Linked DNA regions of Homo sapiens: regions 1, 2, 4, 5, 6 and 7 are each linked to region 3. A link is a loop called in an ENCODE intact Hi-C map of the cell type or tissue named here. Cell type or tissue: K562. All regions are shown on one strand. Region 1 has its middle 120 kb from the start of PGBD5. Region 2 overlaps NUP133-DT (NUP133 divergent transcript). Region 3 holds the start of LOC102723935 (a long non-coding RNA gene). Region 4 has its middle 68 kb from the start of URB2. Region 5 overlaps NUP133 (nucleoporin 133). Region 6 has its middle 39 kb from the start of CCSAP. Region 7 overlaps NUP133 (nucleoporin 133).

What was found. A loop is a pair of places that touch in the nucleus more often than their neighbours do. Peaks named below come from ENCODE experiments on the same cell type or tissue, not always from the same donor. Only the 100,000 strongest peaks of a DNase experiment are listed, where the experiment ranks them.
Region 1: a loop joins it to region 3, with 14 times the contacts of the local background. A loop is called at or near these places in 23 of 110 quality-filtered maps.
Region 2: a loop joins it to region 3, with 7 times the contacts of the local background. A loop is called at or near these places in 60 of 110 quality-filtered maps.
Region 4: it touches region 3 in a loop (2.8-fold over the local background); 2 of 110 quality-filtered maps call a loop at or near these places.
Region 5: a loop joins it to region 3, with 10 times the contacts of the local background. A loop is called at or near these places in 103 of 110 quality-filtered maps.
Region 6: it touches region 3 in a loop (2.6-fold over the local background); 2 of 110 quality-filtered maps call a loop at or near these places.
Region 7: a loop joins it to region 3, with 9 times the contacts of the local background. A loop is called at or near these places in 25 of 110 quality-filtered maps.

The regions. Positions count from the first base shown.
Region 1 is chr1:230,308,471-230,312,470 of GRCh38, forward strand. No RefSeq gene overlaps it. Among named protein-coding and RNA genes, the nearest start is that of PGBD5, 120 kb to the right of the region's middle. In K562, a CTCF peak has its summit at 2,296 (motif pointing left); a DNase peak (open chromatin) is centred at 2,291; H3K27me3 peaks cover 2,265 bases.
Region 2 is chr1:229,512,452-229,516,451 of GRCh38, forward strand. It overlaps NUP133-DT (NUP133 divergent transcript), which reads left to right. Exons shown (of 3, transcript NR_110630.1): 3 at 1,527-1,636. Among named protein-coding and RNA genes, the nearest start is that of NUP133-DT, 6.0 kb to the left of the region's middle. In K562, a CTCF peak has its summit at 2,414 (motif pointing left); a DNase peak (open chromatin) is centred at 2,410.
Region 3 is chr1:229,255,742-229,259,741 of GRCh38, forward strand. It overlaps RAB4A-AS1 (RAB4A antisense RNA 1), which reads right to left. Exons shown (of 2, transcript NR_149313.1): 2 at 1,151-3,379. It overlaps LOC102723935 (a long non-coding RNA gene), which reads right to left and starts at 957. Exons shown (of 3, transcript XR_426935.4): 1 at 546-957. LOC124904540 (a long non-coding RNA gene) reads left to right here. Exons shown (of 2, transcript XR_007066924.1): 2 at 2,338-2,539. In K562, a CTCF peak has its summit at 2,475 (motif pointing right); a DNase peak (open chromatin) is centred at 2,440; H3K27me3 peaks cover 337 bases.
Region 4 is chr1:229,692,626-229,696,625 of GRCh38, forward strand. No RefSeq gene overlaps it. Among named protein-coding and RNA genes, the nearest start is that of URB2, 68 kb to the left of the region's middle. RefSeq lists an enhancer at 2,287-2,788. In K562, no CTCF peak of the experiment used is centred here; no DNase peak of the experiment used is centred here; H3K27me3 peaks cover 3,830 bases.
Region 5 is chr1:229,480,219-229,484,218 of GRCh38, forward strand. NUP133 (nucleoporin 133) reads right to left here. Exons shown (of 26, transcript NM_018230.3): 12 at 3,836-3,927. Among named protein-coding and RNA genes, the nearest start is that of NUP133, 26 kb to the right of the region's middle. In K562, a CTCF peak has its summit at 1,940 (motif pointing left); a DNase peak (open chromatin) is centred at 1,983.
Region 6 is chr1:229,380,536-229,384,535 of GRCh38, forward strand. It overlaps the pseudogene RNU6-180P. Among named protein-coding and RNA genes, the nearest start is that of CCSAP, 39 kb to the left of the region's middle. RefSeq lists an enhancer at 606-1,213. In K562, no CTCF peak of the experiment used is centred here; no DNase peak of the experiment used is centred here; H3K27me3 peaks cover 2,700 bases.
Region 7 is chr1:229,451,012-229,455,011 of GRCh38, forward strand. NUP133 (nucleoporin 133) reads right to left here. Exons shown (of 26, transcript NM_018230.3): 22 at 1,514-1,632. Among named protein-coding and RNA genes, the nearest start is that of ACTA1, 19 kb to the left of the region's middle. In K562, a CTCF peak has its summit at 2,406 (motif pointing left); no DNase peak of the experiment used is centred here.

The DNA of each region.
Region 1 (4,000 bases), 1.1 Mb after region 3:
GCAAGTGTTCCTTATTACCAAAAGGAAGGATGGACCCTCCACAAAGAGGGGCAGCTGGTGGCACACACAGATTTAAGAGGAGAGGGATTTCTTAAGGTTTAAGTGATCTTGAACCCTGCAGGGCTAGGGGTGGGGAGGCGGGAGGAAGGAGGGATCCAGGACTGGCTCCCGAAATCTACTCTGCACCTCCCAGCAATCCCAGGCCCTAGAGGAGGTGCTTTCAGTGAGGACTCTAGTACCTGGGTACTCCAGTTCCTGATGTCTCACAAGGACCCTGGGAAGAAAGCTAGGCAGGTATTCTTAGGCCCACTGTATAGCAGGGGAAATGAGGCCCAGAAAGGCTGTTGACTCCTTTAGGGTGCAGAGCATGTGCGGTGAGGCTGAACCTGAACTCAGGGCTACAGATGCAGTCTTGAGCGTGCCACCTGCACGCCCAGGTCGTCCAGGTATCAAAAGGCAAGTGCGAAACCCTCGGGGCACCACGAAACACTGGGAGTCAGCACTGTGGCTTGACAAGGCCCCAGGCCGCCTGTGCTCCGTGCCCCATGGTTTCTTGGGCATGGCCAGAGTCACCAGAAGCGGTGCGGGTCCTCGGAGAGCCCTGCAGCCCCCAGCCCGGCTTTGCTTCTCGCCATCTCACAGCAGTCTGTGGGTGCCGCCAGTCTCCCGCACATGCCACCACATTGGCCAAGGAAAGGCTCGCAAGTGAGACATGAATTCCCCAATTAAGCTTGCTGGAATTGTGCCCCAAAATAAAGAAATTAATTAAAGTCTTTTTGCCAGCATCAACTGGGCCGGAGGTGGGCTTGGACGCCCCATCTTGGAGCTCACGCCTCCTTCTGAGAGCGCATCCTTAGCTCCCTGGCATCTTGTGCATTGGAGGCAATAAAGGTCCAAGGCAGGGAAGACCTCAGAAGCTTGGGTGGCTCCACTGTGTCCCTGCTGCCTGTTGGTGACCCACAGCGTCCTATGGGTCAGGGGAAGGCTAAGCTGTCCCGGGTCAGGAGGCACAACCTCCTTACCACCTTGACTGTGTCCCTGCAAGTTAACCAATGACACAGAACAATCCAGATGTTTGTTGGGTGTAGTGGCGGGAAGAGCCATTTGCTCCTAGATATTTTCCAAAAGAGAGACGAGTCACGTGGTCTGGGAGACGGTGTGATGCTGAGGAAACATGGGAGTTTTGGGTTCAAATACTTCTGGGTTCAAATCCTGACCGTCCTTTACTTAGGGAGGCGTGAGCGTGTTTGAGCGTCACTATTCTCATTTGTAAAATGGAGAGGAAGGCATAAGGGGTGAGAGACAGGGCTGCCCAGAAACCTTGCTCTAGGCCAGAGGTCCTCAACCTAGGCCTCGGGTGGAACCCAGGCACCCGCAGTGATTCCAACATAGAACAGCTGTGGACCAGACTGTGGTGGGTCCTCGGAGTCACCTGGCAGTCCCTCTTGTCAGACCTTGCTCCAATCTGGCCTCTCAGGGAGCGTGGCTACACCAGCCTGCTGCTCCCCACTCCCCGACACTCCCCAAATCCTGCTCTATGTTTTCCTTTTCCGTAACACTCGGTGTCCTTTAAAAGATTCTGCTGAGGCCGGGTGTGGTGGCATACGCCTATAATCCTAGCACTTTGGGAGGCCAAGGCGGGTGGATCACCTGAAGTCAGGAATTCGAGACCAGCTTGGTGAACATGGTGAAACCCTGTCTCTACTAAATATACAAAAATTAGCCAGGCGTGGTGGCACGTGCCTGTAATCCCAGCTACTCAGGAAGCTGAGGCAGGAGAATCCAGGAAGCTGAGGCAGGAGAATCACTTGAACCCGGGAGGTGGAGGTTGCAGTAAGTCGATATCGCGCCATTGCACTCCACCTGGGGGGACAAGAGCGAAACTGTCTTGAAAAAAAAAAAGATTCTGTGACCCTTTTTGTGTTTATGGTGCTCTCTCCTCCTGTGGAACGTAAGCTCCATGAAGGCAGGGGCCTCTGTGTTGGTGACTGTCCCCAGAAGTGCCCGGCCCCTAACAAGTACTGGTAAACACTGGCTGGAAGCCGAAATGTGGAATCAGCAAGCCCCTTTTCCATTCCTGTCCCCATCACTTTACGGTGCTATAGTCTCCATGACTTTGCTTATTGTTCTCTCCCCTTGCTCTGGACCAGCAGAGACCTCGTCTGTCTTATTTAGGGCAGTGTCCACAGTGCCTGGAACACTGTCCACTCCAAACTCCGAAGGCATTTGTTGAACGAATGCGCTATTGTGTGCAGGGGACGGAGGCTCATAAGGTGTCCTCTGCTGCCCTCTGCTGGGCAGCCATGGGAAAGGCTTCATCTCAAAGAAGGTGGACAGTCCGAAAAGGGGGAGGGTGAAAATTTGGTTTGGGAGCAGGTTGTTAATTACATATTTTTCGTTTTAACTCTGTTAAAATCAGACAAATCTGCCTACACCTTCCCACTCTCCTAGGCCCTTCTTCATTCCATCCATGCCAGGACAACAATCCTGGATTTTTATTTTTATTTTTTTTAATTAAGATAATTTTTAATTGATATCTAATAGATGTACATATAGTTTCAGGGCATCCTGGATTTTGAAGTATTCCATCCTGTTAACTCCATGAACACACTTATTCTCGCAGGCACTGGCTCTCCTTTTTGGGGTTGGACTCCCCTCTCCTGGTCTCTCGACGTTTGCTTTGCTGGAGGGTGAGTGTGAACAGAGCCGCTACCAGCATTGGGCCTCACTCAGGCCGCATAAGGTCAGACTGCTGCTAAGGGTTGGGGCGACTCAGGGAAGGACAGCTCTCCATCTTTTTCTAGTTCCTGGGACTGAGGAGAGTGTGAGAGGGGGACAGAGAGGGTGAATCAGCCACAGCCTAACTGGGAAATGCTTGGCACAGAAAAATCTCGTGTCCAGTTACCTTTGGCTTCTTCGGGATCGAGAGCCTCCTCCCTCCAGACTGGTTACTGTTCCTTTAGGCAGGTTTCTTTTTTAATTTTTAAGTTTTAGAGGCAGGGTCTCACTGTGTCTTATCTAGGCTGGAGTGCAGTGGCGTGACCATAGCTCACTGCAGCCTCGACTACCTGGGCTAAAGTGATCCTCTTGCTCCAGCCTCCCCAGGAATTGGAACCAGAAATTTTTAATGTGTATAGACTTCACATTCTCTTGCCTGGTACTGTCAGGGTGGTTTAACCTGGGCAGAATTTTCAGACTCATGTCTATTGGCCCAAGATCCTCCCAGTGACAAATCCCTGAGCTTTTTGGCTCTAAATCAGCTAGTGTCACGTGGGTTTGTTCCAAAAAACGAGTCTACTCATTCTGTAGAATAACATCCACACCTGACCTCTCTCTGGCCATGTCAGTCTCCCATAGCAATTACTTTTAAAATATTCTGCCCCAGAGACAGAACATGATTCATGTATCCCCATTTGTGGTTGGGAAAATACGGGCTTCATTCCTTGATTAATTTTTACATACTATTATCACTCTGGCCACATGAGATATTGCGTTTGTGTCTCTCCCACTATTTGACAGCCCTTGATGGCAAAGACTGTCCTTGCTTATACCCTTAGTGTTTAGCATAGTGCCTACTGATTTGGAAGAGCTCAATTAAAGTGTTTTGAATGAATGACTTAGTCCACTTGCCCTGTACTATTCTTCTGCTCAAACTAGAACATGTTTGTCTTTTTTTGTGTGTATTCCTGTGCATGTCCCCAAAGGCCCACAGCCCTGGGAGATGGTTCTGTTTTTTTGTTTGTTTGTTTTTGTTGTTGTTGTTATTGTTTCAAACAAACAGCGTCTTGTTTGGGCTAAAGTGATCCTGGGCTAAAGTGATCCTTCAGCCCAAGCTGAAGTGCAGTGGTGCAATCAGTGCTCACTGCAGCCTTGAATTTCTGGGCTTGAGCGATCCTCTGCCTCAGCCTCCCAAGTAACTGGGACTGCAGGCTGCAGGTGCATGCCACCATGCCCAGCTAATTTTTTTTTTTTTTTTTTTTTTGGAGACGAAGTCTTGCTC
Region 2 (4,000 bases), 260 kb after region 3:
GTCCCAGCTACTTGGGAGGCTGAGGCAGGAGAATCACTTGAACCTGGGAGGCGGAGGTTGCAGTGAGCTGATATTGTGCCACTGTACTCCAGCCTGAGTGACAGAGTGAGACTCCATCTCAAAAAGTAAATAGGCTGGGTGCAGTGGCTAACGCCCGTAATCCCAGCACTTTGGGAGACTGAGGTGGGTGGATCACAAGGTCAGGAGTTCAAGACCAGCCTGACCAACATGGTGAAACCCTGTCTCTACTAAAAATACAAAAATTAGCCAGGCACAGTAGCTCACGTCTGTAATCCTAGCACTTTGGGAGGCCGAGGCGGGCAGATCACGAGGTCAGGAGTTCGAGACCAGCCTGGCCAATATGGTGAAACCCCATCTCTACTAAAAATACAGGAAGTAGCGGGGCGTGGTGGTGCGTGCCTGTAGTCCCAGCCACTCGGGAGGCTGAGGCAGAAGAATCACTTGAATCCAGGAGGCGGAGGTTGCAGTGAGCTGAGATTGCACCACTGCACTCCAGCCTGGGCCACAGAGTGAGACTCCGTCTCCAAAAAAAAAAAAAGAAAGAAAAAAATACAAAAATTAGCTGGGCATGGTGGGTGCACGCCTGTAATCCCAGCTACGCAGGAGGCTGAGGCAGGAGAATCGCTTGAACCCAGGAGGCAGAGGATGCAGTGAGCCGAGATTGGCCACTGCACTCCAGCCTGGGCAACAGGGCAGAAAAAAAAAAATAAAATAGTAGCAGTTCATATTGAAAAGGCTATGGGGAAACAAGCACTGCTTACATATCTATCTGGTGGGACTGTAAAAGTACAATCTTTTAAGAGGACAATTTCTATTAAAAAGCCTTATAATTACTTGGCAATTTCACCTTAGAAATTTATGTGAAAAAGTCAAATAACAAAGACAGTATTGTTTATAATAGTGAAGGAGGTAGAAAGTAACATAGATGGCCAACTATAGATTTATAGTGCATCCACATTATGGAAAACCGAAAAAAAATACAAAGGTCCTGAGTCTGAAAAAAAAAGCATTATGAAAAGCTATATTTAAAAGAATACATATGGATGTGAGTAATGAACACTTAACAATGTAGGAAAATATTCATGCAAATTTTCTAAAAAGCAGTTTGGTTAAAAATAGTATGTGCAGAGAATTAGGTCAAAGTTGCAGTTATGTAAGATGCGGAAGTCTAGAGATCTAATGTACAGCATAAGGATTATAGTTAACAACATTGTATTATATCCTGAAAATTTGCTGAGAGGAGATTTTATAGACTCTTTCCTCAAAAAAACCGAAAAAAGGTAACTATGGAAGATGAAGGATAGGATAATTTGCTTGACTGTAGTTTACTGTGCATATACATATCAACATCATGTACACCTTAAATATATAGAATAAAAAATAGTGTGTGCAGTGATACGGTTCAGGACCTACCACCCCAAAATGTGGCACCTTGGCATTTGAGAACACAGTAGAAGCAGGAAGATCATTCTCTGACCTTCTTCCACCCTTCTCCCCTAAAACAGGTCTTAAGACCCTCATTTGAGAGATGCCTTCCCTGTACCTGGAGGAAAGAAACATCTTTATCTCTGAAGACACAGGGCCACAGAGAAGAGTCTGAACAAACAGGCTTTACCAATTTCCCCCAGTTGTTACCGTTAGATCAGACCTTTGTCCAGTCATATCCTTCCACAAGTTGTCCACTCATCAACCCTAAGCATAAAAATGCACAAGTTTCCTTGTTTGTTTGGGTCTTCATTTCCAAGGGCTCCTATGTCATGTTAAACTTTTAAATAAATTTGCATGCTTTTCTCTTGTGAATCTGGTTTTTGTTATAAGGGCCTTAGCCATGAACCTAAGATGGTAAGGGTTTCTTTTCCCCTACATGCAATATAAGTGGATTTAAATTTTATTAAAATAAATAGAAAAATACCTCCCCAGTGTAGACATGTGTGTATGTGTGAGGCGCCCAGGCAACTTGTGGTTCCACTTGGAGACGAGCCTCTCCTCTGTACGTCCTTCCCAAAATATCACCTTTGCAGTTAAGATCAAACTTTGATTTATGTGGGACTAACTAACAACTGCAGTCGACAATAGGAAAGCAGCCAGAATGATTCCCTGCCGACGTGGTGGAATTATTAGACTCCCATTCTCACAGCATGGTAATTAAAGTGTTAAAATGGAGAGGCACAGGACCAAGGAAGAACGCATCCAGAAATTACCCGCACCCAGTCATTTTCAGGGCACTCATCTAATCCTGTCAATGGAACTTTTTGAGATGGCTCTAAATTTCAGTGTGGTTTAGAAGTCCTTCAAGTAGTACGGAATTTTTTCACTGTCTCTGTCATCAGTGAGATTTCTGTCAGGCATCTCAGCTTGTAGGCCATGTAGTCTGTCACAACTCCTCCCCCTTGTGGCTGTAGGGTGAAAGCAGCCGCAGACAATTCCTAGAAGGAGTAGGCTGTTTATGGACACTGAAATTTGAATTTCATGTATTTTTAATGTGTCATGAGATATTCTCTCGATTTTTTTCCAACAATTTAAAACTGTAAAAACTATCCTTAGCCTGCAGGCTATACAAAAACAGCTGTTTGCCAATCCTTGCACTAGCTTTGTGAGGGAGGCACAGCTCGCACCCAGCACAGGACCTAGCAAAATCGAAGATGCTCAGTAAATGTTTATTGAATGAATTCAGTGGACAGATGACCAGAAAAACCCCATGATGCCTCAGAAATACACTCCAAAGGAACTTTTACAATGTAGTTTTCACATAGTTATTTCATTTATATTTGTTTTGTAACATTTGTACTGCTTTTCGCTTATTTACTTTTGAGACAAGGTCTCTGTCTCCCAGGCTGGAGTGCAGTGGTGCGATCTCAGCTCACTGCAACCTCTGCTTCCCAGGTTGAAGTGATTCTCCTGCCTCAGCCTCCTGAGTAGCTGGGATTACAGGCATGAGCCACCATGCCTGGCCGGGAATTCATCTTATTTTATAAAACTGCCAAAGTTATCAAAAATAAACTAAAACCAGGCCGGGCACGGTGGCTCACACCTGTAATCCCAGCACTTTGGGAGGCTGAGGCAGGCGGATCGCTTGAGCTCAGGAGTCGGAGATGAGCCTGGCCAACATGGTGAAACCCTGTCTCAACTAAAAATACAAAAAGCAGCCGGGCATGGTGGCGCACGCCTGTAGTCCCAGCTACTCCGGAGGCTGAGGCAGGAGAATCGCTTGAATCTGGGAGGCAGAGGTTGCAGTGGCCAAGATCGCGCCACTGCACTCCAGTCTGGGCAACAGAGTGAGACTCTGTCTCAAAGGAAAAAAAAAAAAGATGGATTCCCAAAATGGAGCCCTACTTTTATAAGAATGCATTTACAAGGGTTCGACCTACAATGGTTTAACTTGTGATTATTCTTCGGGAACCTGTCAGGCCCAGGGTCAGGGGAGACCTTGAACATACAGACAAGCCTGGGACGGTATATAACAAAATGCTGAGCTCAACAATGCGAAAATTTTCTTTTGAGTTTCTTCTTGCCTGAAACTGTGTATGTCATTAATGCTGAATTAATTCACAACTTGCCTACGCTTATTTCCTCCTCTGTGAAATGGGGAAGATAAATATTTGTCTAAATTACAGGCTTGTCAAAGTATCAAATGTAACATGCAAACACTCTGGAAACAAAAAAGTGATACCAGAACACAGTGTTACAACTACACCTCTTTATGATCCCTAGCTGCATTCTTGTTATTAATTTTCCCCTGCCTTCCCACTCCTTCAAAACTAGAAGCTCCTTGAGGGCAGAAACTGTGGCTTACTCATCTATCAACTTCACAGCACAGTTCCTTGTCCCTGATGTAGGTAGGAGATACTTATTTACTGCAGTGAAACAATTAAACAATATTTGTAAGTAGCAAACAAGTGATGACATTCAACAAACTTGGTAAGGAGGAATGAATGGAACTTTTAATTACAACATGTTTTTGGATATGTGTAATGTTAGT
Region 3 (4,000 bases):
GGGTGTGGGGGAGATGAGGCAGGTGCTGAATCGGCCAGATTTCAGCTCTGAGCTTCTCCTTATCTCTAAAATGGAATCATAAAATCCACTCCTTGCAGAGTTCTTCTAAGAATTAGGAAGAAAGTGTGAAAAGTGTCTGCCATGTAGAAGACATTCCATGTGATGATAAGGTTATTGTTATTAAAAGTAAGTTGGAGTCAGATCATGGTGTGCTAAAGAAGTTTTTTATCCTATGGACAGTGGGGGTCACAGAAGGATTCAAACAGGGAATTACACAATTTGATTCACGTTTGACAGAGCTCTCTGTGGATCCAATTGGTACTTAACCTTGGAGCCCCTTGAAATTCTATCTAGAATATTCTGTGTAAATGCATATGTGTACTTTACTCAGGAAGAGTCCCTAGTTTTCATTAGGCCACAGTGAGCCTGTGACTCCATACAGGTTGAGAATCACTGACAAGAGAAAAAATACATTGGGCATGGTGAGGTGGGCAGGAAGGGGAGGTGGAAAGAATGAGGAGATGCCATATTGTAAAAATACTCACCAGACCTGTGAAGACGACCACATGGAGAGGAACTGCAGCCTCCTGCCGACAGCCAGGTGGGTGAGCCATCTGGGAAGTGGGTCCTCCAGCCCCAGTCTAAACCTCAGGTGACTGTAGTCTCACAAGAGACTCCAAGTGAGAAGCACCCAATTAAGTTGCCCTTGACTCCTGATCCACGGAGACCGTGTGAAAGAATAAGCTAATCATTTGAAGCTACTAAGTTTTGGGGTTCATTATAGAGCAATAGACAACTGATACATTCCTTTAAGTGTTACCACAACTCCATTTCTGGGCATCACTGCCTTTGGCTCATTTGAGAGTCAAGTTTTCATGAGAAGCTTCTTTGTAACATTTCCACTCACAGACCCTGGCAAACTGACTTCAGAGTCTAGCTTTTTTTTTTTTTTTTTTGAGATGGAGTCTCGCTCTGTTGCCCAGGCTGGAGTGCAATGGCGCGATCTTGGCTCACTGCAATCTCTGCCTCCCAGGTTCAAGTGATTCTTCTGCTTCAGCCACCCAAGAAGCTAGGATTACAGGCACCCACCACCACACCTGGCTAATTTTTTTTTTTTTTTTTGTATTTCTAGTAGAGATGGGATTTCACCATGTTGGCCAGGTCAAACTCCTGACCTCAGGTGATCCACCCACCTCAGCCTCCCAAAGTGCTGAGATTACAGGCATGAGCCACTGTGCCCAGCCAGAGCCTAGCTTGTAATCACTCCGCTCTACTACCTCCCACCTTCCTTTCTTTGTGTAATAAGATTGCAGTACACAGTGCTGTACAATAAACAAAATATTTTTATACACATAGTCACACTTCATCCTCACAGGGATCCTGAGGCAGGAGAACAGTTACTTTTGTATTTCTCCATTTTGCAGTTTATAAAACTGAGGCTCAGAAAAATTGAACTTCTTTGCCCAAGGTCATTCAGGTACTAAGTGGTAGCTGGGACTCAAAGCAGTTCTTCCAACTCAAATCCCCATTTCTTTCTGTATTCGTCTGCTTGGGCTGCCATCACAAAGCAGCATAAACCGGGAGGCTTAAGCAACAAACATATCTCATCTCACAGTTCTGGACGCTGAAGTCCAAAATCAAGGCATCAGCAGGATTAGAACTTTCTGAGGGGTTGAGAGAGACTCTATTCCATGTCCCGCTCCTGGCTTCTGGGGGCTGCTGGCAATCCTTGCGCATTCCTCGGTCTGCAGGTGCATCAGTCCAGTGTCTGTCTCCATTGTCACATGGCATTCTCTCCTTGTGTGTCTCTCTCCTCCTCTTTTTTTGTTTTGTTTTGTTTTGTTTTTGTTTTGTTTTTTTGAGTCAGGGTCTCCCTTGTTGCCCAGACTGGAGTGCATTGATATGATCATAGCTCACTGCAGCCTCGGACTCCTGGGCTCAAGCCATCCTCCCACTAGCCTTCCAAGTAGGTGAGACTACAGCTGCGTGCCACCATGTCTGGCTAATTTTTAAATTTTTAGTAGAGATGGGGTCTCGATATGTTGCCCAGCAAATCCTGGGCTCAAGCGATCCTCCCGCCTCAGCCTCCCAAATCGCTGGGATTACAGGTGTGAGCCACTGCACCCAGCCTCTCCTCCTCTTATAAGAACACAGTCATACTGGATTAAGGGCTTGCCCTAATGACCTCACCTTAGTTTCATAGTTACATCTGCAAAGACCCTTTTTCCAAATAAGTCTGCATTCACAGGTATTGGGGCTTAGGACTTTAACGTATCTTTTGGTGGGGGATACAGTACAACCCACAGCATTTTCATAACTCATATTTTCCCTTAACAGACAATCTTTAGAGCATCGTTGGACTGTGCCTAAACTGCAAATTCTTGGAATCACCCTGCTGGTGCTGGCCTTGTCACAAAGCACAGCCTGGGAAAGGAGCATTCCAGAAGAGTATGTCAGTGAACCCACCAGGGGGCACTATGTGACCAGAAAATAACCCCAAAACACCAGCGGTTGCATTAAATTCCATTCTGTTAATGAATATTGTTTCTTAACTTTATTTCTTAAATCAGCAACTTCACATTTGATAAAGAGTCAAGGATTTCCTGATACTCGAATCACAGATTTCTGAGCAGCTTTAAAACTCATTGTTCCCCTATATGTAGCAGTGGATTGCTAGTAGCCCTACCAGGTCCTTGAATTGCTCTGGAATGCCAGGTGGAGCTAAATTGAGGGGTCAGGAACTCCTCATTGGATGTGAGATTCAAGTGAGACCATATATCTAAAAATAAGTTGAAGAGCAGGATAGCCAATCTCTGCAGGATTGGGGTCAATCTATCTCTGGGAAGTAATGTTCAACTCTAAGCAAAGCTGCACAAGAAGAGAAATCTGCATTCGGCACTGCTTCCTGGCTGGCCCCACTGCTCCTCCCTTCCTTCCTGTTCAGACACATGTCCCACAAACTTGCCCCCAAACCCCATTGCCTACCAGGTCCCAAAGAGGCCCCAAGTTCCAAAGCCACTTCCCCCACAAGCACAATTTCCAGTTTCCTTAAAGTCAGCAGTAAGGAAAGGCCTCTCCTTAACTGAAACAAAACGTGAAATTCTTTTGGGCAAATCAAGAAGGGATCTGGAAGGAAAACCCACAGGGCAGCCTCAGTATCAGCAGTCCCTGAGTCCCGCCCCTGGGTGGTGAATCTGTTCCTTGGGATTCTGGCATTTCGCCTTAACACAGAAGGCGCTCTTCTGGGCTGATTAAAAGGCTCGGCATATTCTCTCCATGGTTATCCTTACTGTGTGCTTATAGGTGGTGCCAGCACTCATTCATTCATTCCACAGATGTTTGTTGGGCACCTAAAATGTGCCTGACACTGGGACAGATGCTACAGGAGAAAAAAAAAAAAAGAAAGCTCAAGTCTCTCCCCTCAAAGATTTTACATTATCAGCTCAGAGAGCTCCAAACTCCTTGCCCAGCCAATACCCAACAATTCCTACAGAATGGGGGCAGGGGGAGTAAATTTTTAAAAGAAACTGAACAGATAATGTTTTAAGGAGGAAATCAACCATCTCAACAGAGAGGATCGAGGAAAAGTTCTGAGTCGAGCTCCTCCCTAAGAAAGGAGGGAGAGGGCCGGGTGCAGTGGCTCACGCCTGTAATCCCAGCACTTTGGGAGGCTGAGATGGGAGGATCGCCTGAGGTCAGGAGTTCGAGACCAGCCTGGCCAACGTGGTGAAACCCTGTCTCTACTAAAAATGCAAAAATTAGCTGGGCGTGGTGGTGGGTGCCTGTAATCCCAGCTACTCGGGAGGCTGAGGTAGGAGAATTGCTTGAAGCCAGGAGACAGAGGTTGCAGTGAGCCGAGATCGCACCACTGCACTCCAGCCTGGGCAACAGAGCAAGACTCCATCGCAAAAAAAAAAAAAAAAGAAAAGAAAGAAAGAAAGGAGAGAGAATGCAGGAGGGAGAGTGAGACTCGGGAAAGAACAGGGGAAGTTGACAACCA
Region 4 (4,000 bases), 440 kb after region 3:
TCCCAGGTTCAAGCAATTCTCATGTCTCAGCCTCCCAAGTAGCTGGGACTACAGGCATGCACCACCATGCCCAGCTAATTTTTAAATTTTTAGTAGAGACAGGGTTTCGCCATGTTGGCCAGGCTGGTCTTGAACTCCTGACCTCAGGTGATCCACCCACCTTGGCCTCCCAAAGTGCTGGGATTACAGGCGTGAGCCGCCACACCCAGCCTATTATTTATTATTCTAACCTGTGTTCCAACACACTTCAATGACCTGCTTGTTGAATGGCTTTCAGAAGGGAGGCTTTGCCTTTCTTCCTGGGATAGAGTCATCTGAGTTTGTCTTGGCTCAGTTCTAAGTGACTGGTCTCTTTACCTGTCATCCCCATTGCCAGCTTAGATCTAGGCAGCATCCCATGAGACTCAATCCTTCCTGGAATCAGATGAGTGGACAGTGGGGTGGGCCCTGCCAGCCCAGCCAAACAGTCAGATCCTCTCCCTGAGGATCTGGAATAGGGATGCTTCCAGTTCCGGGGACTGACTTGATTAGCTATAGGTTCCAAGTACAGTTATGTAGAGTCAAGTTTCATGGTGAGGCTTACTTAGACAAAGCAATAAGCAAACTGAAGTTGTGAAGGAGCAGAAACCCTGAACAGCAAGGGGAAGCCAGCCCATAGGGAGGATATGGGAGCAGGTGTACAGAGAGAAGCCAAGATGAGAGATGATGTGGCTTGAGAAACGGTTGCCATTCATTCTCTGGTTCCCTGGAGACCCAGCTGCACTTCCTACAGCTGGGTTCTGTTACATCGCTCTGTGTCTTGTACAATAAACCTTTTGCTTGAGCTGGCTTGCGTGGGTTTCTGATCCTTCAACAAAAACTTCCTGTGATTCTAGCAGTCCCAAATCGATTTCTCCCCAGATCTTTCAGCTGACATGATTTCTTCCCCTTTTGTTACCTAGTCTATGAGAATGAAGGAGATTCTGTCGGCATCAGTGATTTTCTTTTTCCAGCTATTGCAAAGGTATTTTACATTTGCTAGGGGTTAGAGGCAATGACTCGGTACTTTCTCCAACACAGGGGGAGCAGATTCATCGGTGAAGTCAATGATGGCCACTTACAAGCAGTTCCACATAAGCAGTGTATTGTAACACAGAAGTATTGAATAATTGAAAGCATAACCATACTAATAGGATCTTTGCCTGGCTACATGATAGCCATGAGAAATATCAGACCACGAGCCAGGGAGACAAGGTGCATAGTTCCAACCTTGCCTCTAATTGGCTGCGTGATTAAAGGCATCAGGGGCGTTCAGTGCACCTTGGGGTTTCAGCGGCCTCCTCCCCTTGCTCACAGGCTCAAATGAGACAAGGTATATGAAAGCAGTTTGAAAAGGTACAGAGTGCCTTACCCTGAGATATGTGAAGGACTATATTTAGTTACTGGGAGCTGGAAGGGCCTAATGTCTTTCCCACATGTCCTATCAAAGACACATGTGCAGGACAGCTGGTGAATACAGATCGGTGAAGTGCTGACCCTGGCTGTGCTTTGGAATCACAGTGGTGCTTTACAGACCCAGAGGGGCCGCCTTACCCAGTCTCTCTGAATCTGAAGCTTCTTGAGCAATGCTTGGCAGCCAGGGCTGAGAATCTCTTCTGCTGCCCTGTCTCCAAGTTAGGCGCCGAACTCTGGGAGTCAGCAGGCCTATGTTGGCTTCTGACGCTTGGATGTCCCGCCCAGCCCCTGGAGGTCAGAGCCCAGTGAAGAGACAGCAGGAGCCAGAGCCCCAAGCTGAGCACAGACACTTACTCATCCTCCCCCTCGCTGGCCACACTAATGGGAATAGTTGGGAGAGAAACTCTTCAGTGCTAACAGGCTGCAGCTGCTGTTGTGGCAGCAGCCAGGTGGTGAGTCGGCACAGTCGATGCCTGGCTTAATTTGCAGCAGGAAGCGGGGCTGGGGACAGTCTGCTTCCTCTGCCTCTCTTTGTCCCCAGCAGAGCCCTGCCTCCTGGTGAGCGGTGCAGCTGGGAGAGGTAATTGGATTTGATGAACATCTAGCTCTATGGAGACAGAACACTTTAGGTTTTCCCATGAAGGTCAAAGGCAGGCCAGATAGTTTTAAGATTTGACCTCTGGCATCTGAAAAGACAAATAATGGAATTTTTTTTTTTTTTTAGTGAGTTTGTGGTTGAAATTTTGGCTATTTCAAATGGGTAGGAGGGTACACAAAATGACTGAATTTAACCCCTGAGAATAAATTCTGGACTGATCTAGAATCTTCTGGAGAATGGCCTGGCCCTTCCCACCTCTCTAGCCTCATGTCTTACACCTCACGGATACACTGGCATCTTCCAGGCACGGGCCCACCCCACACTTCCACTTCTGGAAATGTGTTTTTTTCTCTGTATAGGTTGACTTTATCCTAACTACCCATTTTGCTGGGCCAACCCCTGTATATCCTTCCAAACTCAGTTTGAGACACTTTTCCAGGCAGGTGCTCTGCCTCCTCCCTGTGTGAATTTGCATCATAGAAGATCCTGTGTGCAGCTTGCTTGGATCCCTTCTGCCATGCACTGCTGCAGAGGGGGCAAATACTGAGCCGCTCCAAGTCACATTCTCTTTGCATCTAAGATGGGACTAGTAATACCCATCCCTTAATGATGTGGCAAGGATGAAGTTGACTCATTTGTACCCAGTGTTTAAAATGCCATCTGATAGTTAGTAAATGTTTGAATAATTGAAAGCATAACCATACTAATAGGATCTTTGCCTGGCTACATGATAGCCATGAGAAATATCAGACCACGAGCCAGGGAGACAAGGTGCATAGTTCCAATCAACAAGTGATTGCTACTGTTCCTCTTCTGGGATGACAGGTTTCCACATCTGCCTCCGGGGACTAGCTCAGGCCCTGCACTTAGTGTGGGTCCAGTAAGGGTCTGACAAGGACTACTTGAGGGAGAAAGAACCTGATAAGTTTCTTAAAATCATCAATAATTATAATCCGTTTTTTTGAGCTGATTGTCATTTCTGCCCAATTATTAGGCAGTGCTGTAATGTATGCAAACATAACATTTACATAATACTTTCTGTGTAAGTGGCATGTTCTAAGTAGAGTAACTTAATATAGTAACCCTATGAGCAAGTCTTATTAACTTTAATTTCATCATTTGCAGTTTGCAAATGAGGAGCAGCCTGGTTCCGGAACTGGTGGCTCTGATCGCTACACCACAGTGTAGTTGCTAGAAATGCAATGAAAGCTCATCCGAGTGAAAAAGGCCCAGCCAAGCTCAGGCCCCTGGAGGCCAGAATGGAGTGGGCTTTGGTCTTGGATGGGAAGCACGTCTGTCAGAGAAGGCAGCACAGTTCAGGAAAATACCCCTGGCCAACATTCTCAGATGAAGCCCCTCAAAACAAGCAGCTTAGGAAGCTCACAGGGCAGAGGAACAAGTGTGCGGGTGGACAGGGCTGGGCAGGGAGAACAGAGCCTTAGTGCCCTCCCCTGGAGGAGGCACAGAACCTCCCCACATGGTCCTCCCTTAGCCTCAGTCACCAGCTGAGAGAACAGCCTCTTAAAATTGCACCCTCTGCCTGCCTTTGTCTCCCATTTTGTGACCCTGAGAAGTCAGGCATCTCTCTCACAGTGTCAGTGTGGCTTTAGAAACGCTGTTTTGTGTCCTTGTTGTTGTGTGCACTTTTTGTGGACACCTATGCCCTGGAAGGTGCCCCAGTCGCATGTTGTATTAACTGCGTCTTTTTATTTTCTGTATTCTGATGCTTTGCTGTTTTAGGGCCTTGCTGTCTTGGCGGGAGTCCCCCCTCCCAGGGCTAATTACTAGAGAAAGTCAAGGGCTGGCCTGAGAGCGCACCTTTCATATGCAAACCAACCAATCTAGAATGCCTACCAGCGACACTTCCTCTATTGCACTTACACTCCTGACCAGGCCATGATTCCCTGCCCTCATCACCCCAGGGCCAGGTAGCAAACAACTAGGCACAGTCCCTATACCCCAGAGCTT
Region 5 (4,000 bases), 220 kb after region 3:
GAAGTTAAGTCCTCTGCTAAGTCTGAGGGAAGTGGGAGGAGACTGGAAAAGGGCTGTCATGGTCCCTTGGTAGAACAGGAGACACAGCTGACTGGAGAAACGCAGAAAAACTCTTGAAAGCGTGAAAGGCCAGGGTGAAGCTGGTGACCCAGTCACGCTACAGGTTATGAAAATACAAAGGTGACTATGGCAAGATTTAATAAAAAATTACAGAAAAAGTTCCCCAAAACTCTCATGAACAAAAGATTTAGTGTTTTTTGGGCTAAATAAAATGAAAACCAAAATAACATAAAAATCAATTTCAAAGAAATGATGCTATAAAAACAGTAATATTACCTTAGCAAAAGATTAAACAGACAGTCACACTTAAAAGTGTTATCTACCAATTGTGACCCCAGGGGCCATCTGGCAATGTCTGACGATAACTTTGGGCATCACAAGTTGGGGGAAAGGGTGCTAATGGCATCTAGCAGGAAGTGGCTGGTGATGCTGTTAAACAGCTTACAATGCACCGCTGGAGTGCGGTGACGGGATCTCGGCTCACTACAACCTCCGCCACCTGGGTTCAAGCGATTCTCCTGCCTCAGTCTCCTGAGTAGCTGAGATTACAGGCATGTGCCACCACACCCAGCTATTTTTTTTTTTTTTTTTTTTTAAGAAGAGACAAGGTTTCACCATGTTGGTCAGGCTGGTCTCGAAGTCCTGATCTCAAATGATCTGCCTGCCTTGGCCTCCAAAGTACTGGGATTACAGGTGTGAACCATCACACCCGGCCTCAAATGACAATGTTAATGGGGTTGAGAAATCCAGCTTTAAAGGCACCACAATTCTGTTTGTAAGGAGTCTACATCTTTAAGAGAGCTAGCTGACACTCCCCCAGAAATCATCCCTTATTAAGTCCATAGTACTTCACCCATGTTGGGCAGGATGAGTTCAGCACAGCTGTGCTACAGGGCCCATGACACTGTTCCTGAGGGTACTGCTTGCTCAGGACTTAGATCAGGGGTCCCTTCTTGTGCCTAATAATTTTCCCCTGTAAAACATCTTAAGATGACTACACCAGGTTGAATAGTGTCTCCCACAAATTCATATCTACCCAGTGCCTCAAAATGCAACCTTATTTGGAAATAAGGTTTTTGCAGATACAATTTGTTAAATTATGATGAGTCTAAATCCAATGACTGATGTCCTTATAAGAAGGCCACGTGGGCTGGGCATGGTGGCTCACACCTGTAATCCCAGCACTCTGGGAGGCTGTGGTGGGTGGATCTTGAGTCCAGGAGTTTGAGCCCAGCCTGGCCAACATGGTGAAACCTCGTCTCTATTAAAAATTCAAAAAATTAGCCGGGCATGGCAGTGTGCACCTGCTGCTTGGGAGGCTGAGGCAGAAGAATTGCTTGAACCAGGGAGGCAGAGGTTGCAGTGAGCCGAGATCACACCACTGCACTCTGGCCTGGATGACAGAGTGAGACTCTGTCTCAAAAAAAAAAAAAAAGGCCATGTGAATGTGAGGACAGCTACGTGACAATGGAGGCAGAAACTGGAGTGACACATCTACAAACCAAGGATTGCTAGCAGCCACCCGGAGCTGAGAGAGGTGAAGACAGATCCTTTCTCAGAGCTTTCAGAGGGAGGGCCCTGCTCATGCCTCGCTCTCAGACTTCTGGCCTCCAGAACTGTGAGAGAAGACACTTGCGTTGTTTGAAGCTCCTGGCTTGTGGTGATTTGTTATGGCAGCCACAGGAAACAAATCTAATGACTGGTCACTTGCTGCATTATCATTTACATTTTGAGATGCCACAAATGTGACAGAATTTTAATTACAGGATAAACTTGTGAAAGATAAAAACACAGTACTTCAACTGAGATTTTTGAAGACTGAACCATGTAAAAGAACAAGATTAAAAGAATATAATTTTAAACAGAAACAAAAAACTTGCCTAATGGTGCCCCCTTCTGGTGACAAACTAAGCTCAGTAGATCACGAGGTACAGAATGTTAGAACTGTAAAAGCACTTTGGAATCTGTTGTCTCTGTGAGTGAGCCGCTATGCATCAGACACCAGTATGAGTGGGATTATGGAACCATGGGCTCAGAACTGGGGGAAATGAAGGTAGTACACTCAGTATATTCCTTCAAAACAAAGATCTGACGATAAACTAATGATCCTTTAGCCATGCTAACTCCCACCCCACTCAATACTTCGAAAAGGAAGAAACAGAAACACAATGGCAGAAATGTTCAGCATCTGTCCAAAGTTTCCCACAGCTAACAAGGGGCAGAGCAGGGGGGCTGGATCACCATTTTCCTGAGTATTTATTCAAATGTGAATTTGCCATACCTTTTAAGGAAAGTACCAGAATACATGAGCAGAATACATGTCTAAGATAAACTGAAATCTGCATTTGCCTTAAACCCAGAAGAGTATTAGAGCAGCAAGTGTGACCAAGTGAGGACAATCACTCCCCACCCCATACGCGCATCTGCTTAGGCACGCTCTCACTACAGCTGGACTTGCTCTGGCCAACAGGACACTAGCAAACGCCATCCAAGCAAAGACTTAAAGAGTGTGCACTGACACTTGTTCTCTTGCCACTCTAGAACCCTGTGATACATGAATAAGCCCAGGGCAGCCTGCTAGTTGAGGAGACATCACAGGAATAGAGAGCGAGCTGGCCAGCCTATGGCCCAGAAATGTGAGTACGGTAAAGAGCAGCCAGCCCAGCTGCAGACCAAAATGAGTGAGCCTACTCCGAAAAGTAAAACTGCCCCGAGTCCAGCCCCAACAGTCAAACTGCAGAATTGTCAGCTATGTTAAATGAGTCACTAAGGTTTGTGGTGATTTTGCGTAAAGCAAAACTCAACTAATAGGCCAGGTCTAATTCTTTTGCTTTTTTTGAGACAGGGACTTGATCTGTCACTCAGGCTAGAATGCAGTGGTGTGATTATGGCTCACAGTAGACTTGGCCTCCCGGGCTCATATGATCCTCCCAACTCAGCCTCTGAGTAGCTGGGACTAGAGGCGTGCATCACCATGCCCGGCTAATTATTTTTAAAATTTTTCTTTGTAGAGATGAGGTCTATGTTGTCCAGACTGGTCTCGAACTTCCGGGCTCAAGAGATCCTTCTGCCTCAGCCTCCCAAAGTGCTGGAATTACAGGTGTGAGCCACCACACCAGGCCATAATTCTTTAATATTACCAATAAAACTTTGCATGCGGCTGGAAGTGGTGGCTCACGCCTGTAATCCCAGCACTTTAGGAGTCAGCCTAAAATCAGGAGTTTGAGACTAGCCTGGCCAACATGGTGAAACTCCATCTCTACTAAAAATAAAAAAATTAGCTAGGTGTAGTGGTACACGCCTGCAGTCCCAGCTACTTGGGAGGCTGAGGCAGGAGAATCGCTTGAACCCGGGAGGCGGAGTTTGCAGTGAGCCAAGATCGCGCCACTGCACTCTAGCCTGGGCGACGGAGTGTCTCAAAAAAAAAAAAAAAAAAAAAAAAACTTTGTAAGCAACTTATTTGCACCTTAACGTTATACGTAAAAGACCCTTGCAAGATGTCTTCATGATCACCATTTTTAATGGTACATTGTTTTTCATGAAGTGGAGAGAGTATGTTAGAGCCCATGTTTTTTCCCTAACCTAGCTAGCTGGAACCCTCCCATGGCTACTAAGTTCAGAAGAACAGTTTATTAAAGTGCTAAAGCTCAAAAAAACATTCTCCTCTTGATAGCATCATTCCTCCAACTTGCTCCCACCAGTCAATAAGTAGCACATGTCAGTAAAACATATCCTCACACATAAAATAATCCATAATTTAAAAAACATGTTATACCTGCAGTATTGCAGAAAGGCAGCTTTCAGCAACTTGATTTTATCTTCCTGGGCTATAGTTTCATTCTTTGTAGTGGTCTCAAAAATCATACTCTGCAAAATAACAAAGTATAGTTTAGAGGTAAAGGCATCTGAATATTCTTAATTATTGGACTAAAAACTGCAC
Region 6 (4,000 bases), 120 kb after region 3:
GCAGGCAGAAAAACACAACCTTCATGGAAGAAAAATCTTTCTTGAAGGGTGAAATTTCTCACTTGGCAAGAGAAATGACTATATGAAGCCAAGGTGATTTGTTTGCTAATTGCACTCTCTTTCTAGGGTTTCAGCAGCCACCAGGTGTGAATGTCAAGGGAACCACACCATCTGCTCGATAATTCTCTGGGGGACCTGTGATTAGATCGGTATATGACATGTCATCCACGTTTTACAAGCACAGGATAGAGTGTGTGTGCACCGTAGGGGCGTCACAAGACAATGCCCTACCAGGGGCTAGGCAGGAGCAGAGCCTGCCGTGCTAAAACGCATTTCTTTGCAGTGTTGAAGGTGGATCTGTTGGGAGACTTTGCCACCCGCCACCTCAGAGGACATCAATGCTGCATCCTGGGTTAGCATCCAGGGTCCTGCCTGCTAGCTCTGCAGGGGCCGCCGCCTTGCCGCCCGCATCCTGCATGAGTGACTTCTCTTTGCCGAATGCTGGAGGTGCAAGGGATGTTCATGAAGGGCCCTCCCCATCTCGTCCCTGCATCAGGCCCTTCTGAGTTGTTTTTTCCTTTAGGCAGCATTCCCTGTAGGCCTTCCTTATCCCAAGATCTGAAGTGCTAATTGTCAGAGCCATCCTAGGAAGCACATCTCCCAATTCCAGGAGTCAGGAGGCCAAGACCTGGGGCTGCAGCAGCAGCACAAGCCCACCAACCTTAGCAACCTAGGCTCTGCCGGGGATGGGACGGACACTTCTGTTCCCTGGAGCCAACATTCACCAACATTCATCCACTTGAGAGTCATCCGGGACTTGGATAATCTGCAAGGTCCAGGTGTCCTGCCCTAGCTGCTGACTGGGTGGGAGCCCGGGAATCTGCATGTTCCCATCCCCCGCAGGGGACTCCAATGAGGCGGCCTGAGGCCCAGTCATCAGGAAACACCACTCTCACTGGGCTGACACACACATTAAGCAGCAGGTGGGGGAAAAGAGCTTCTAGCATATCAGGCAGCACTTTCGCCACCACATTCTGGATCAAAATAGACACCATCTCTCTCCCGACATTTATCAGGTCCCTCCCTGCCCCATGCATTAAAGGATGGTTCAAACCAGAGTGGTTTTTTTTCCAAAAAGGAATTAATATTGGTATTTTTAATTGGATTACATTAGAGTTATATTTTAACTCTAACTTTAAATATAGAGTTATATTTTAACTGGGAGCATGGGTAACTATAAAACTGTTGTTTTTCTAAGAACAGGTCATACATTTGTTTTTTAAAAATTTTTTTAGAAGAGGGTCTCACTCTGTCACCCAGGCTGGAGTGCCCCTCTGTGACAGCCTGCCCAAGGGTGCCAGTGCCAGGCTAACTCCAGCCCTTCTGGCCCACCCAGAAAAGGTTACTAGAATGCGAGTCAGAATGGCATTAATAGAGGGACCACCTTAACCCATCAGACACAGGCTCAATCATTAGCAGATGGTTTATTATTACTATTAATCACTTTGGATTGTTTACTATTAGGGCAACAAACTACATGCAATCCAGCTATTCAGGGCACCTTGACCTGGCCAGAGGGCGTGGAATTCCTCCCCACCCCCAGGGATGGGTACAATGACAGGTTGGCAAGTACGATGGGGCAGACAGTGGAGTGGGCGGCTGGAGGGAGGAGGAGGAGATGCTCAGAGAGCAAAAGGATACAAGTTCAAAGCAGAGTTTTGCCTCAAGCAGGGCTCAGAAATGTGTACCTGCAGAACTGGGACAGGTCACCGGGGGATTAAGAGAGAATCAAGCGTCAGTTACAACTTCCCTGAGCGCAGCCTGGTGCCTCGTGACTGAGGCCTGCTGGCCTCGGCCTGAATGCTGACCCTTCCCCTGGTGTCAGGAAGCAGAGGGGTTTTCATGGGGCCATACACCCCCAGCACCAGCAAGGGGACCCCCAGGGAGCCACTGCCCATCTCAGCGTGTGAATGGGGAGTCGGGGCTGAAGGCTCTCGTAGGCCTTTCCAGCTTTAACGTTGTGTGATTCTGGGTCAGAGAGATTTTTTATATATATATATATATATATATATATATATATATATATACATAAAATTTTTTATTTTTTATTTTTTTTATTTTTATTTTTTATTTTTGAGACAGGGTCTCACTCTCACCCAGACTGGAGTTCAGGGGTGTAATCACAACTCACAGCAGCCTCAACCTCCGGGCTCAGGTGATCGTACCCACTCGGTTTCCCGAGTAGCTGGGACCACAGGCAGGCAGCACCACACCCAGATAATTATTGTATTTTTTGCAGAGATAGGCTTTCGCCATGTTGCCCAGTCTGGTCTTGAACTCCTGGGCTCAAGTGATCCACTCCCTTTGGCCTCCCAAAGTGCTGAGATTACAGGCATGAGCCACTGCATCCAGCTGAAATTTAATATTTGTCAATTATTTTCACTCAAGGCCTAGGGGTAATTATAGGATAAGGGTGACTCCCCAGCAAAAATCAAAGTATCAGGCAAGTAAAACGGAATGATTTACCCTCAGAGTTCAGCATCAGGCAACATTGTGCTAGTGGAAAATTTTTTTAAAGAAATCTGTCTTGGAGTGCTCACTTCGGCAGCACGTATACTAAAATTGGAACTATACAGAGAAGATTAGCATGACCTTCCAAAAAAGAATAAACAAATAAATCTGTCTGCAAAAGCAAATCAGATGGGAAATGTGGCCTCAATCATTCATGAGAGACTGAATGAAAGACTGCCCAGGAGGGAACCTCTAGGACCCACCTTGCCAGTGCTTGACATAGTAGGTGCTCAATAAGTTTGCTTTTTGAGACAGGGTCTTGCTCTGTTGCCCCGGCTGGAGTGCAGTGGCACCATCACAGCTTACTGCAGGCTTGACCTCCTGGGCTCAAGTGATACTCCCACTTCTTAACCTCCTGAGTAGCTGGAACTACAGGCACATTCCACCACACCTGGCTAATTTTTTTCTTTTCTTTTTTTCTTTTTCTTTTTTTTGTTTTTGAGACGGAGTTTCGCTCTTCTTGCCCAGGCTGGAGTGCAATGGCGCAATCTCAGCTCACTGCAACCTCCGCCTCCTGGGTATAAGCAATTCTCCTGCCTCAGCCTCCTAAGTAGCTGGGTTTATAGGCGCCTGCCACCATGCCTGGCTAATTTTTTTGTATTTTTAGTAGAGACAGGGTTTCGCCATGTTGGCCAGGCTAGTCTCAAACTCCTGACCTCAGGTGATCCGCCCGCTTTGGCCTCCCAAAGTGCTGGGATTATAGGCATGAGCCACCGTGCCTGGCCTCTAATTTTTGTATTTTCTGTAGAGATGGGATTTCACTATGTTGCCCAGACTGGTCTCAGTAAGTGTTGTTTTTTTTTTTAAGTACATGGACATACATAAAATATACCTAAACTAAACTACTGTGTTCATCAGAGATTGCTAGTTGCCATCCAAAACCATTCTCCTTTCTTCCATCTTCATTGAACCCCCACTTTTTATTTGAGCATATGCACCCCGAGAATAAAAATTACTTTTCTTAGTCACCTTTGAAGTAACATATGGTCGTATGACCAAGTTCTGACTAATGAGATGTAAGTGGCAGTATCCCATGGCAGCTTCCAAAAGTTTTCCATAAAAGACAGCCACTCCTGTCTTTTCCCTTCCTCCTTCCTTCTGGCTAGAGTGTTTGTGTGATGACTGGACCTGTGCAACCGTATTGGACCAGGAGGCAACCATATGAATTGGGATCACGCACAGCAACATAGAAGAATCCCGGGTGTCTGAGGACTCTGTGGAGTAGACTCACAATTCTTGCCCTGGACTACCTACTGCCAGACTTTTATAGGGAGGAGAAATACATTTATATCTTGTCACTAACAGTGTCTCTTACTCACAGCCGCATCTAATCCAAACTGAGGTACCATGCCATTAGGGATTACAATATCCCTAATCATCTGACACTTTTCCAATAAAACACAAATAAATTTACCCCTGGCCATAAGAT
Region 7 (4,000 bases), 200 kb after region 3:
CTGCACCTGGCCAGTTGTATTTTTATAGTAAAAACAGTCTCATATTTGGAAACTGTATTGCATCCACCTTAAAATAAACTGTCTTTTTAAAAAATGCATATTTTAGGCACGGCACAGTGGCTCATGTCTATAATCCCAGCTCTTTGGGAGGCCGAGGCAGGCAGATTCCTTGAGAACAGGAGTTCGAGACCAGCCTGGGCAACATGGAGAAACCTCGTCTCTACAAAAAGTATAAAAATTAGCTGGGTACAGTGGTGCACACCTGTGGTCCCAGCTACTCCAGAGGCTGAGGTAGGAGGGTCACCTGAGCTTGGGAGGTCAAGGCTGCAGTGAGCTGTGACAGGGCCACTGCACTCCAGCCTGACAGCCCGAGCAATACCAAGATCTTGTCTCTAAAAAAAAATTGAGACCTACAATAAAGTGTACAGTTGATCTATATTCACTTAATAAAAAAACACATCAACATGTTACCAACACTTATCCCTGGTTAGATTACAGCTGACTGCATACTCATTTCTGTATTCTTCAAATTTCCTGTAATTTTTATGGTCAGAAAAATACTTGCCTTATTAAAAATATCAATTTGAATTTTTCCCATCTTCCTTTCCCAAAAACTATAATTTCATTTTTTAAAAATTGTATGTGTAATCCTTTAATAGCAACAATACTCAGACCATTTCAGAAAAAAAGCTATCTGCTTGTGTTCATTGTCTTACAGCACTCAAAAGATAATAGTTTTATTTTGTTGTTCTTGAACATCCTTTTTACTCCACCATCTCTGAAATTGGACTGTGGTATTAAAATTAATAATGCATTAGAGTAAAATCGGCACTACTTTTTTCTTAGTGATACTCAATAGTGAGTTACAATAGAGAGTAACTTCCATTTCCAAATTAAATATATATTCTATCAGGAGAGGCTGTTGTAAATTCAGTTATAACAGGAAATCTGTTACTAATAATGGCTAAAATGCTAATGTATTTTAATTGTTTGCCTTTTCATATAGATAGAACACATTTAAGGTGATCCTACATCACTCTGGCAAAGAGATGCTTCTTCTCTAGACTGCAGTCCGTATTCTGGCTCTGCCCTCGGGGATGTGTTGGGTTGCAGAGGAAAGGGGTAAGGACAGAACTGCTAGACCATGTAAACTGAGTTCCTTAATCCATTTTTTCTTATAGAAGAGCTTGAAAAGTAATTTTGTGGGGGAAATAAAGTTATCTCATGGTACTTATTTGTCCTATACTAGAAAAGCAAAATATAAGTAATTTCTCCTGGTCACCTAGATAAAGCACCTTTAGGTGGAGGTGTATGGGGAGGCAGATGCTGATTAATTTTTCTCTAATTAGCTTTCTGTTCCCAAACAGCTTCAAACAACGTTTTTCTAGGGGAGTTTTCTGGAAGGTAGGCAGTAGAACAATAACTCCTCTTAGGAACTATACTACATGGCCCAACAAACACCAAAAAGGTTTTGAGTTTAAGAAATAGCGTTAAGGATTTGAAAAGCACATACACCAATGAGTTGTGGTGCAGTCAATACTGGCATCGCACTGAGATTTAGCTGTTTCTCCGCCAGCAGCTGTTCAGGTAGGGTCTCCTGATGCAGTAGAAAGCGCTCCTGCTCAGCCATTTCTAGTATTCAAGATGAGAGGGAGGGAAAGAGAATATGATGAAATTTGACTTTTGCTCTCATTTTTGCTGTCATAAAACAAATCTGAATTTTAAAAGAAAAAAATAGCTCCAGAGGTAAACCTATCTTTATTCAATGATCTCAGAATGCTTTTAATTCTTATTCTTGATTGCCGGTTATGTTTACAACATATCCATGGTTTGATCAAAGTCCTAAGAATTATCACAGCAACGAGAAATAGGAGGGAAGAGAACAAGTAAGGAAATACGTTCAATGCTTGAAGAAGTTGGAGAGCAGATAGCTATTTCATGAGGTATAAGCTTCCTAAGTGTGGAGATCTCTCCATCATATTTTATAATTCAGTAAAATTTTTCCCACTAGAATTTATAGTATATAGTTGGCCCTTGAATAACAAGGGGGATGGGCCACTAAGCTCCCGTGCTGTCAAAAATCCCAGCATAACTTTTTAAAGAGATGGGGTCTTGCTATGCTGCCCAGGCTGGTCTCAAACTCTTGGGCTTGAGTGATCCTCCTGTTCTAGCCTCCCAAAGTGTTGGGAGGGTAACTTTCGACTCCCCAAAAGCTTAACTGCTGCTGCCAGCTTCACAAATTTCCATTTTTTAAAAAATAATGGTCATTAAGCTAGACTAATTTATATTGAAATGGGGATAGCCAAAACTGCAGACCTCAGTCTGTGGTGCATATCAAGCAATTCCACTTCTTGTAATGTCACGACTTTCCTAGGCTTCTTGGGAGCATGTCTAGCATCACCTAGTGGCACTTCATATGAGTCTCAAGGTGTTATTTAAGGTTTATGGTATTGCATTAAACACAGGAAAAAATACTCGAGAACTATGAGAAATCACTTCTTACTGCAATAGGAAATTTACTTTTTGCTGCAATAGGCAATTTACTGGGGTGTAGACAAACTTCTCAAACAGAGATGATCAGAATCATTTTAACTGGATCATCACTTTAATTGGGGTTTTAATTGAATACTGTTAACACTTCAGCAAGCGGACACTTGCCCACAATAGCAATAGGAGGTGGCTATGAAATTATTACAGTAAGTACAGTATGTATTAGTTAATTCTGTGATTTAATGCTGCCTATTTACATTGTTTACATTTGCCTCCACTGTGAATGGTGCTATGTGAGGTCTGTGTTTGTGTGTTGATAAATTTTAACTTTTTATAACAGACCTGTGTATGTTCTATGGTAGTAAATGATAAAATAGACTACATATGTTTTATGTATTCATAACCTGTCTTTTTCTTAATTTTTTTTTGGTATATCTAGGCTACACAGTTATACATGGTGTATATCTATGAGTGTTTTCATGTTGTTGAAAATCTCCGAAATATATTGATTGAAAATAATCTGCATGTAAGTGGACCCATGCAGTTCAAGCTCATGTTGTTCAAGGGTCAACTGAGTTTCATTCGCAAATGGAAATGATGTAAAAGCTACCATGAGTCTATCAAGAAAAACAAGACCTGGAAGAATATACAGCACATCTCCTAGGCAGCAAGGGTTATCTCCATTGGATGAGGTAACAGGGGCTTCTGTTTGCCATAAACTCTCCAGGTTGCAGCCCATGACCTGACTCCGCCCCAGGGAATGTGCTGAGTTGCAGGAAAGGGTGAAAACTGCTAGGCAGCCTCATAAACACAGCATTCACAGCAAAACAGTGACCAAAACACAGATACTTTCGCTCAAATACTGGCAGCATTCCCCGTGATCCTGGTTTTGGAAAAATTAAATGGAACACTTTTGTCCATTTCTGTACCTAGAAAATCAGACTGGGAGGAAACCCACAAAACAGTACCAGTGGCTATCTCCGGGGAGGTAGGACTACAGACAACTTATTTTTCCTATTGAATTTTTTCTATAATTTACACATTTTCCATGAGGAATTATTTAACTACCAGAAGAGTTATTTTTAAAAAGTCTATCCCCTCCGATTAGACACATTGTGCTAACAGTCTGTAGAATCACTGAGACCTGCAAATGTTCCCATCGCGTTAAGAAATAAAAGCTAAGAAGTGATCAAATGCAAAGCAGGGAGAAAGAAGAAACAGGAAAGCCTTGGTTAAAATGCTTTGATTAACATGATCTACCTCTGGTGGCCAGGCTAAAATATGGCTTCCCCTCTTAGACTATCAGCCAGTCCTATAGAATATAAACACACTTTTTTTAGAACAGGCGCTACTAGTGCAAAAAATAAAAAGATTGAAGGAAGATTATCCCAAACAGTAAAAAATAATTTTAATAAAAGGGGCTAATACCTATAATTTATTGAGTACTTAATATATGCAAGCCATTTTTCCCAAGACAGTGTCCTCAATCCTTACAACTACCCTTGTTATA